2 separate regions of the Homo sapiens genome follow, and region 1 is linked to region 2. The links are chromatin contacts, found by Hi-C or POLR2A ChIA-PET in ENCODE. All regions are on one chromosome and are shown on one strand. Each heading gives the region's core, a stretch centred on a gene start or an enhancer-like site at or near the end of the contact. The rest is flanking DNA. Distances are from core to core; before and after follow the strand shown.

The links. Hi-C counts contacts between places; a loop is a spot of excess contacts on that map. ChIA-PET counts read pairs that join two places held with the same protein, here RNA polymerase II (POLR2A). Pooled maps may share reads with other maps.
Region 1: a pooled map shows a loop between it and region 2 (2.7-fold over the local background). The contact joins the promoter of CDC42EP2 here to the promoter of SIPA1 in region 2. A Hi-C loop is called at or near these places in 1 of 50 pooled maps. POLR2A ChIA-PET finds 5 or more read pairs at or near these places in 2 of 52 experiments (MCF 10A and WTC11).

Annotation. Positions count from the first base shown.
Region 1 is chr11:65,312,612-65,317,556 of GRCh38, reverse strand. It overlaps CDC42EP2 (CDC42 effector protein 2), which reads right to left and starts at 2,691. Exons shown (of 2, transcript NM_006779.4): 1 at 2,603-2,691. LOC105369344 (a long non-coding RNA gene) reads left to right here and starts at 2,868. Exons shown (of 3, transcript XR_007062727.1): 1 at 2,868-3,786. RefSeq lists silencers at 1,734-1,893, 2,064-2,193, 2,654-3,033.
Region 2 is chr11:65,636,851-65,640,435 of GRCh38, reverse strand. It overlaps SIPA1 (signal-induced proliferation-associated 1), which reads right to left and starts at 2,335. Exons shown (of 16, transcript NM_006747.4): 1 at 2,254-2,335. PCNX3 (pecanex 3) reads right to left here. Exons shown (of 35, transcript NM_032223.4): 35 at 2,997-3,585. The coding sequence ends at 3,458. RefSeq lists enhancers at 1,703-1,772, 2,724-3,514 and a silencer at 2,123-2,492.

The DNA of each region.
Region 1 (4,945 bases), core at 1,442-3,941, 320 kb after region 2:
CAGTGAGTAAGGGCAGCATGGGAATTCAAGCCAGATGAGCCCACCCTCCTGTACCACTCCCTCCCCAGGCCCAGCCAGGGGCTCACCAAAGGTGGCTCTTGCCAGTTCTTTGCCTCAGTTTTCATTCTGGGCAGGGTGAGGGTGGGGGTGAGGGGGTTGGGAGGCGGGAGCAGGAAGGAGGAAGGAGGATGCAGGAGAAGCAGAGTCCAACTGCCCCCCTCCCCCCACCAGCTGAGGCCCTTGCTCAGGAAACCCCACCCCAGGACCGGACACCCGGGTCAGTCGTACTGAGCCACAGAGGCCGGACATCTTACCCCTCCCAGAGCACCTGGAGCTTAACAGGAAACAAAGGAATGACTCTCCCGTGGCGGAAATCCAGCTCAGCTTGCAAGGAGCTGGGGGAAGGGTGGGGACGCATGGGCACCCTGAGGTCTTGGAATCCCGTCACGCATTCATCCTGTGTCAACCATGCCAGGCCTGGGGGCCATGCTGACAAACATGCAATTTGTCGCTCGTCAGGAGAGAAGTCCTGGGGGGGGCTTGTCTTCCTTTTCACTCATGGAGCGTGGGGCTGACTGGTGGGATGTACCCAGAGCCTGGGCCAGGTCCTCCCCGCACCCCCAACCCCATCACACGGCAGCGCCAAGACAGCCTGAGTGTTTCCACAACAAATTGGGCGTCCCTGACAGCTGTCTCACTCACAGCCAGATGTACACACCCAATTCCAGATGTGGGGAGAATCGAGGGTGAGGCCAGCATCAGCGGCCCAGGGGAGAGCTGGGAATTACAACCCTCACGCCCCAGGAATTTAGATTTGGCAACTGCAAGACCCTAGGATCCAGCTTGCCACGCACAGTTTCTCATCTTAAAGCTCCCAGTCACGGCATGGTGGGGTCATTACGGCCCTTTACAGAAGTCGAAGCTGAACCTCAGAGATGTTAAGTAACATTGGCGACGTCATCCAGTTAGGAAGTGGAAGAGTGGGTACCCAGCCTGGTCCACGTGGTTCCCATGCAGTGGGCCACGCCTACTTCCATAATATGTTTGGGGAGCGGGAGAGAAAGGGGCTCACAGCTAGGCTGGGAACAGTGGGTCCCCAGATCTCCTCCATCTACATCCTGACCTTTGGCTGCCCCCGTCTGCCCAACTTTCATGTGTCCAGAGATATGAGAATGAGGTCTCCATCAGGACAGGGCTGTGGGGAGCTGGGAGGGGAGCTCCCTGCAGCAGTCGGGGAGCAGATAGGAGCATCCTAGCTCTCTGTGATTGCCCTGGACAGGAGCCCTGGACCTCCCAATGAGAAAATGACTTCCGGCAGGCAGGGATCCTCCTATCATGAAGAATATTAGGCCACCTCACACCCCCTCTTCTCCTAAATCAGGAGACTGTCCTTAAATCCAGCTCCACCTGGGACTTCCTCAGTAACCTTCAGCAAGACGCCTCTCCTCTCTGGGTCTCACCTTTCCCATCTATAAAATGGGCTGACAACGAAGCCACCACTAAAGGGCCACTGGAGATCCCACTGCAATATTGCAGGTGAGAGCGCCAATGTACAATAGCGGGGTTCAGCGGGTCACTGTAGGTTTTATCATTCATTCAGCAAATATCTACAAGGCCTTCCTTCCTCAAGCACTTCGATTCTCCGGGGCCAGTGCTTTGAACAATAGCAAAAACGAAGGGCTCCTGACCCCAGGCGTCCACCTCCTCCCGCCCTCCTAGACCTCGAGGATGCAGAGACCCTCTAGCGGCCGCTGGGTCTCCCGGGGTCCCGGTGCCTCCGGAGAGGTGCCCGGCTCCGCGGCCGCCAGGTGGCGCGCGTGCTCCCTTGATCGCCTCGTGTCCCGGAGGACTCCGAGAGCGCACCGGGGTCTCCAGCGCCCCTCCCCCGGGCTCCAGGCAGGCGGTCCCCAAGGAGCTGCGCGTTCAAGTACCAGATGGGGATTACCTGCGAGATCTTTTTGCTTCGGGGTTTCTGGTCCCACAATCGGGGAAAAAGGGGGCGATTGGGGACCCTGCCCTAGTCTCCAAGCTCTGGGAGGAGCCTCCCCCCTGTGCTTTCCGGCCTGGGCGATGTCCTAGTGTCCGCTCGGCACAGGGCCAGAGCTCGGGCGTGCGGGCCCCCGCCCCTCCCACGGGTCCGGCTCCTTAGCTCCGGCTCGGGTTCCTGCGCCGACCCCTCCCCACTCCTACCCGGGCGGAGCCCAGCCCAGCCCGGATCCGTTTCAGGACATTCGCGGCCGCAGCTAAAGATAGGAGAACAACTCACTATCGGCTAAAAATACGGCCCCCAGCCCCGGTGGGGATGCTGGGCGGCGGGGCACCCCTGGGTCTCGGGAGGGGGGCGGGGGCCCGGACACAAAATGGAGGGCAGAACGGGGAATTCGGGGTCGGGATGCGTTGCGCCCCCACGGACCGTGGCGGGCACGGGCGAGGCTGCGGGAACCCAGATGCGGGTGGGAAGCCCCATGGAGCCCTAGGAGCCCTCGAAAGGAACTGAGTGAGGTGAGAGGCAGAGCCAGGGCGCGAGCTGGGGCGGGGCGCCACAGAGATGGGCCTCTCGGGGGACCCCCGCGAAGCTGCGAAAATCCCAGCCCGAACTCACCGTGAGGCGCGCAGACGGCAGACCGGCGGACAGCAAGGTCTCAGGAGCTGGACAGCGCGGCGGCCGGACCCGACCGGCGGTGAACTTACAGAGTGCACCGCGGACCCCGCAGCCCCGCCCCGGCCCGCGGAGCCAATGCCGGGGCCGCGCCAGCCAAGCCCCTCCCCATCCCCGCCCAGGCCCCGCCCCACTCCGGGCACCGCCCGGGGCTCCCGGCGTGGGAGGTGCCGCTCCCGGGTCCAGCGGTCGCGCGCGCCCTGGAGTCCTGTCCTGGTTCTGGCGGCTGAGGGCCGGGTGGCGCAGGCGGCCTCCGGCTGTGCCCATGGGAACTAAAACCTTCGGTTCTAGAAGAGCCGGGGGAGAGGCTCCGGGAAGACCGAATTCTTCAGAAATCGCAGAGAGACCTTGGACCGGATCCTTCCCTGCAGGGCTGCGTCGGGGAAGCGCCGGCACAAGTATATTCAGCGACTTCCTTGGAAGCGCCTACGTTAGAATACTACAAACTTACAAGCTAGTTGATCAGTTTACCTCCCACTAGAAAAGACAGTATGGGAAGGCAGAGGCCGCGTGGCCTGGACCCCCGTCTTTGCTGTCAGGCTTCCAGAGTGAAGGTGGGGCTCATATTCAGACTAGTTCCTGGTCCATTCATTCTTTCAGTCAGTCAGTCAGTCATTCCTACAGGGCCAGAAACTTTTTTTTTTTTTGAGACAGAGTTTCGCTCTTGTTGCCCAGACTGCTCACCGCAACCTCCGTCTCCTGGGTTCAAGAGATTCTCCTGCCTCAGCCTCCCGAGTAGCTGGGATTACAGGCATGTGCCAGCACACCTGGCTAATTTTTGTATTCTTAGTAGAGACGGAGTTTCTCCATGTTGGCCAGGCTGGTCTCGAATTCCCGACCTCAAGTGATCTGCCCGCCTCGGCCTCCCGAAGTGCTGCAATTACAGGCGTGAGCCACCGCGCCCGGCCCAGAAACATGTTTTGAAGGGCAGGCACCGCACAGGGTGCTGGAGACAGACTGAAGGAAACTGCACCTCTCAGTGACTCAAGAGAGATTTGTTGAGTATCTACCAAGTGCCTAGCGCTGTTCTTGTCCCTGGGGATTCAGCCTCTGGATTGGGACCTGCAGCCCAGAGAAGGGAAATGGGGGAAATCCAAGTTCCCAGGTACATCATGATACCCTTCCAGGTGGGTAAGTGCTAAGAAGAGTGGGGCAGAGGAAGTGGTGGGTAGTGACGGGGTGGACAGACCTCACTTTCTAGAGGATGACAGCTATGCCAGCTCAGTGTGACCAGGATGGTTGGCTTCAATGCTGTCAGTGTGGGAAGGGCTTTTAGGGAGGCAGAGCCGGGAAGACCTCAGTGGGGGAGGCAGGATGCTGGGGGTGGGGGAAGATGCCAGACAAGCTGGGAGGTCCGGATGGGAAGAAGGGGATCATGGTAGGTAAAATAACAGCCCCCCTAAATATGTTCACATCTAGCCAGGTGCTGTGGCTCATGCCTATAATCCCAGCACTTTGGGAGGCCAAGGTGGGAGGATTGCTTGGGTCCAGGAGTTTGACACTGACACCAGCCTGAGCAACATAGTGAGACCCTGTTTCTACAACAAATAAATTAGCCGGACATGGTGGCTCAAGCCTGTAGTCCCAGGTACTCTGGAGGCTTAGGTAGGAGAATTGCTTGAACCTGGGAGGTTAAGGCTGCAGTGAGCTGTGATCACGCCACTGCACTCCAGCCTGGGCAATAGAGCAAAAACCCATGTAAAAAAAAAAAAAGAAAAGAAAAAAAGCCCACATCCGAACCTGTGTAATCTATGAATATGTTTTGTTACATGAGAAATGGAAATGAAAATTGCCAATGAGGGCTGGGCGCCGTGGCTCATGCCTGTAATCCCAGCACTTTGGGAGGTCAAGGCAGGTGGATCACGAGGTCAGGAGATCGAGACCATCCTGGCTAATATGGTGAAATCCCGTCTCTACTAAAAATACAAAAAAAAAAAAAAATTAGCCGAGCATGGTGGCAGGCACCTGCAGTCCCAGCTACTCGGGCGCCTGTAGTCCCAGCTACTCAGGAGGCTGAGGCAGGAGAATGGCATGAACCTGGGAGGCGGAGCTTGTAGTGAGCCGAGATCGCACCACTGCACTCCAGCCTGGGCGACAGAGCGAGACTCCGTCTCAAAAAAAAAAAAAAGAAAAAAAAGAAAATTGCCAATGAAATTATGGTTGCAAATCAGCTGACTTTAAAATAGCTTATGCTGAAGTATCTGGGTGGGCCAGTGTAATAACAAGGGTTTTTAAAAGTAGAAGCAGGAGACAGAGAAAGAGATGTGATAGGCCGGGCGTGGTGGC
Region 2 (3,585 bases), core at 1,086-3,585:
TCCTGCCCACTTAACAAAGGGAGGACGTCCTGTCCCCAGAGACCTTCCTCCTTGCCCCTCCCACTTCCTTCAGGGTCCCTGGAGAGCTGATCACCCAGAGAGGTCTGATCTCAGTGCCCTGGACCTCAAGGCCTCAATACCACAAGGACACATGGGTTCCCAGGGAGGCAGCGGCAGGGCAGCAGGAATGGCAAGAGGACTTCCTTCAGCACAGGAAGTAGCCCCAACTGTGGGCCCAGCCCTCTGCCAGGCCCCCACATCCTGAGGAAGGTGCTGGGGTCACAGCAGCTGTCATGGGACCCCAGTCACCCTGCCCTGAAGGACAGGCCAACTCACCTTCTTGCAGGCTACTGTGCCCAGGCTTGGGGGCAAGAGGAGTCACAATGACAGGGACCCATAGGGACCTCTGCCTACCTGGTCTCACTGATGCAGACAGGGAGGTCTGAACCCCATGTGACAGATGGTCAGATGAGGTCCAGAGGAGATGCTCTTGCCTGAAGCAATTCCGTGTCAGAGCTAGGATGTGAGCCTGGGTCTGCCCATCTCCAGGCCCTAAGCAGGGCTGCACCTGCCCACTGCTGTCTGTGTGCGTAGGTTTTGGGGGGTGGGTGTTGGGCTGAGGTTCAAGGTCTCACAGGATGCAAGATTGAGACACCCAAAGCCCCAGGGACCTGCTAAGTGCGGAAACGTGACGCCAGAGGCAGGTGCAAATGGTGGTGTGAGAACTTGAGGGAAGCCACACCCAGGCAAGCCCTGGATGGAGTAGGCAGTGAGGACAGGGAGCTGGGGAACCTCCACTGGGGGTACAGGCATCTAATGGTGGGTCTTCATGCAGCATCCAGCAACATCATGCGGGGCTGGGCCGGAGGGGGGTGGAGGAGGGGCTCCACACACCCTTCGTCTGGGGCCTCCAGAACCAAGCAAGAGTCGGCTCCCCAGCCCAGGTGCTTCTACCTTGATTTCTCCTGAATAAACTCCCATGCTGACCTTGAGCCTCTGTTTTCTCATCTCTAAAATGGGGTTAACTGGCCGGGTGCGGTGGCTGTGGCCTGTAATCCCAGCACTTTGGGAGGCCAAGGCGGGGGGATCACCTGAGGTCAGGAGTTCAAGACCAGCCTAGCTAACATGGTGAAACCCTGTCTCTACTAAAAACATAAAAATTAGCCGGGTGTGGTGGTGCGCACCTGTAGTCCCAGCCACTCAGGAGGCTGAGGCAGGAGAATCGCTTAAACCTGGGAGGCAGAGGTTGCAGTGAGCCGAGATCGCGCCACTGAACTCCAGCCTGCGGGACAGAGTGAGACTGTCTCCAAAAAAACAAAGAAAAAAATTGGGTTTAATTATTTCTGTCCCCTCCCAAGGCTGCTGAGAGACTGAGAAGAATGAGGTGAGTGTCGCTAGCTATGTGTGTGTGTGACGGGTGTAGCCCCTGGCTCCATGAGCCAAGCTCTGGGCACATTCAGCGCTCGGGCCTGGGCTATAGTGTGTGAAGGAGTAGGAGGGCATGAGGGAGGGGGTCTGTGCAAGCCCCGCTCCTTGTGGGCTGAGCTCTGCACGCTTGGAAGTGAGATCTGTGCATGTGTGCACCCAGCCTGTGCGCTGCCTCTTGCTGTGGCCCAGTGCCAGGCTCTGGCGCTGCCTTGAGGGGTGTTCTCGGGCTCTGCCCCCCACCCTGAAGCTTCACACAGGGTCCATTGAGGCTAGGACATTCCTCCGGGCCTGTGTCACTAGGGGTGGGGGGAAAGGGCCGGCCCCGCCCCCACAGATCCGGAAGGCCTGGCTGCCCCAGGAGGAGGAGCTGGCCACTTCCCAGCACATCTGGAGGTCATGACCCCATTTCGGCTGCCAGGGGGCGCGACAGATGTTTCCTCCCAGGCCAGGCCAGGGACTGGGGTGGAGGCCGCCTAAGAAGAAGAGGAGCCTCAGAATAAGGGGGAGCCCCGCACACACTTGCAGTGTTGAGGGGGAGGGGGTCACAGTGCCGCCACCAGGAGTCAGGAGCCGCCGCTTCCACTCACCGGCTGGCTGGCCAGGCTAAGCCGTCACACAGAGAGAGTAGGAACGGCTGGTCAGAGACAGGGGGCTGGACATATTGACTCGGGACTGAGCTGGAGCCCGGAGGGAAGTTGGGAGGGTGCTGGCGGCGAACGTGGCGAGGACCCCACTCCCATACACATCACCCGGGCCCACGGCTAGGCCACCTCTCCCCTGTCGGGCCCGACAGTAGTGCCTCCCGTCCCCTGCTCCCGCCAGTACCTCTGGGGCTCCCGCCCAGCCGCCGCCGCCCGCGCTGGGGTCCCGCTGCCGCTCTCCCGCTACCGCTCCCGGCGCCGGCTCCGCCTGGGGGCGGGGCCATGCTGGGAGGCGGGGCCATGCCGGGAGGCGGGGCCGGCCGGGAGCTGTCTGCGGCGGGAAGCGCAGCAGCGGGGATTCCAGGCCTGGCGGAGGTCAGCACCGAGCAGTGCTCATTCTAAGGCCATTTCCTCTCCTGAGAAACTTGTGCCTGCCTTCCAGACCAACCGGGAGGGCTAGCGGAGGCCACCTAGCGTCCAGCTCCCGGCCAGCAGGTGCTCAAGAGTCTGCCACTATTTTATGGAGCACTTGCTAAGCACTGGGCCCTGGGCAACCATTCCACTAGCGCGCTCTCATTTATTCTAAAAACACCTTAGATAGGTGTCATCTCTTTACGCCCTGGAGCAGCTGAGGTGCAGAGAAAGGCTTTGGCCAAGAACAAGCCTGATAAATGTAGGAGCCACCAGACCTGGAAGTCTGACCATATGGTGGGAAATGGCAGACAATACCCTTCAGATAAAGGCTTGAAAAGGGAGCAGCCATGCGGTGAAGAGGACCCGGTTCTACCTGAACCCCACCTTGGTCTGCCCTTGATCTCTACTAGACTTCAGCCCCACATCCTTCACCCCTCTGCGTGCTTGTCCATCCCAACTTAGCCGCCTGTACTATCATGTACCCATTCCCAGGTAGAAAAAGAAACTGCCAACCAAAATCAAAAATAGTGTTATTAATTCTGATGTCTCCGAAGCACAAAAAAAAAAAAAAAAAAGAAAAGAAAAAAAAGGAAAGAAAGAAACCACCCTTCCCACAATTCAGGCCCCAGGTCCAGGCCAAGGGGGCCACACCTGCAGGCAGTGCAGGCCCAGGGGCTGAGGTGGTCCTGGCCACAGGCTCCAAGTGGGACCAGCCCATGGTTTGGCTCTTAGGGCCTGGCTGGGAGGCTGACTGCCTCCATCTGGGGAGCCCAGGCCCTGGACTGGGGATGAGAGAGATCAGGGGTCAAGGTCAGAGGTCTGGGTCACTCAGTTTTGGTACTCTGGCCAAGGCAGCCAAAGGTCAGGGTTCAGACATGTAGGCCAAAGCCACTCAGTTCTGTGGTCCAGCAGAGAGGCAGCAGAGCAGGTCCGTTACTGAATCCTAGGAGGTGGTCCAGTGGGCGCCAGGTAGCTCAGTACTGGTGTTCCAGCAGGGGCTGGGCTGCCGGGCTCTCACGCTCCTCAATAGGGGCAGGCCAGTCGCCCAGGGCACCCATAGGTGTGCCACTCTCAGGGGCACTGCTGTCCAAGCAAGGAATGT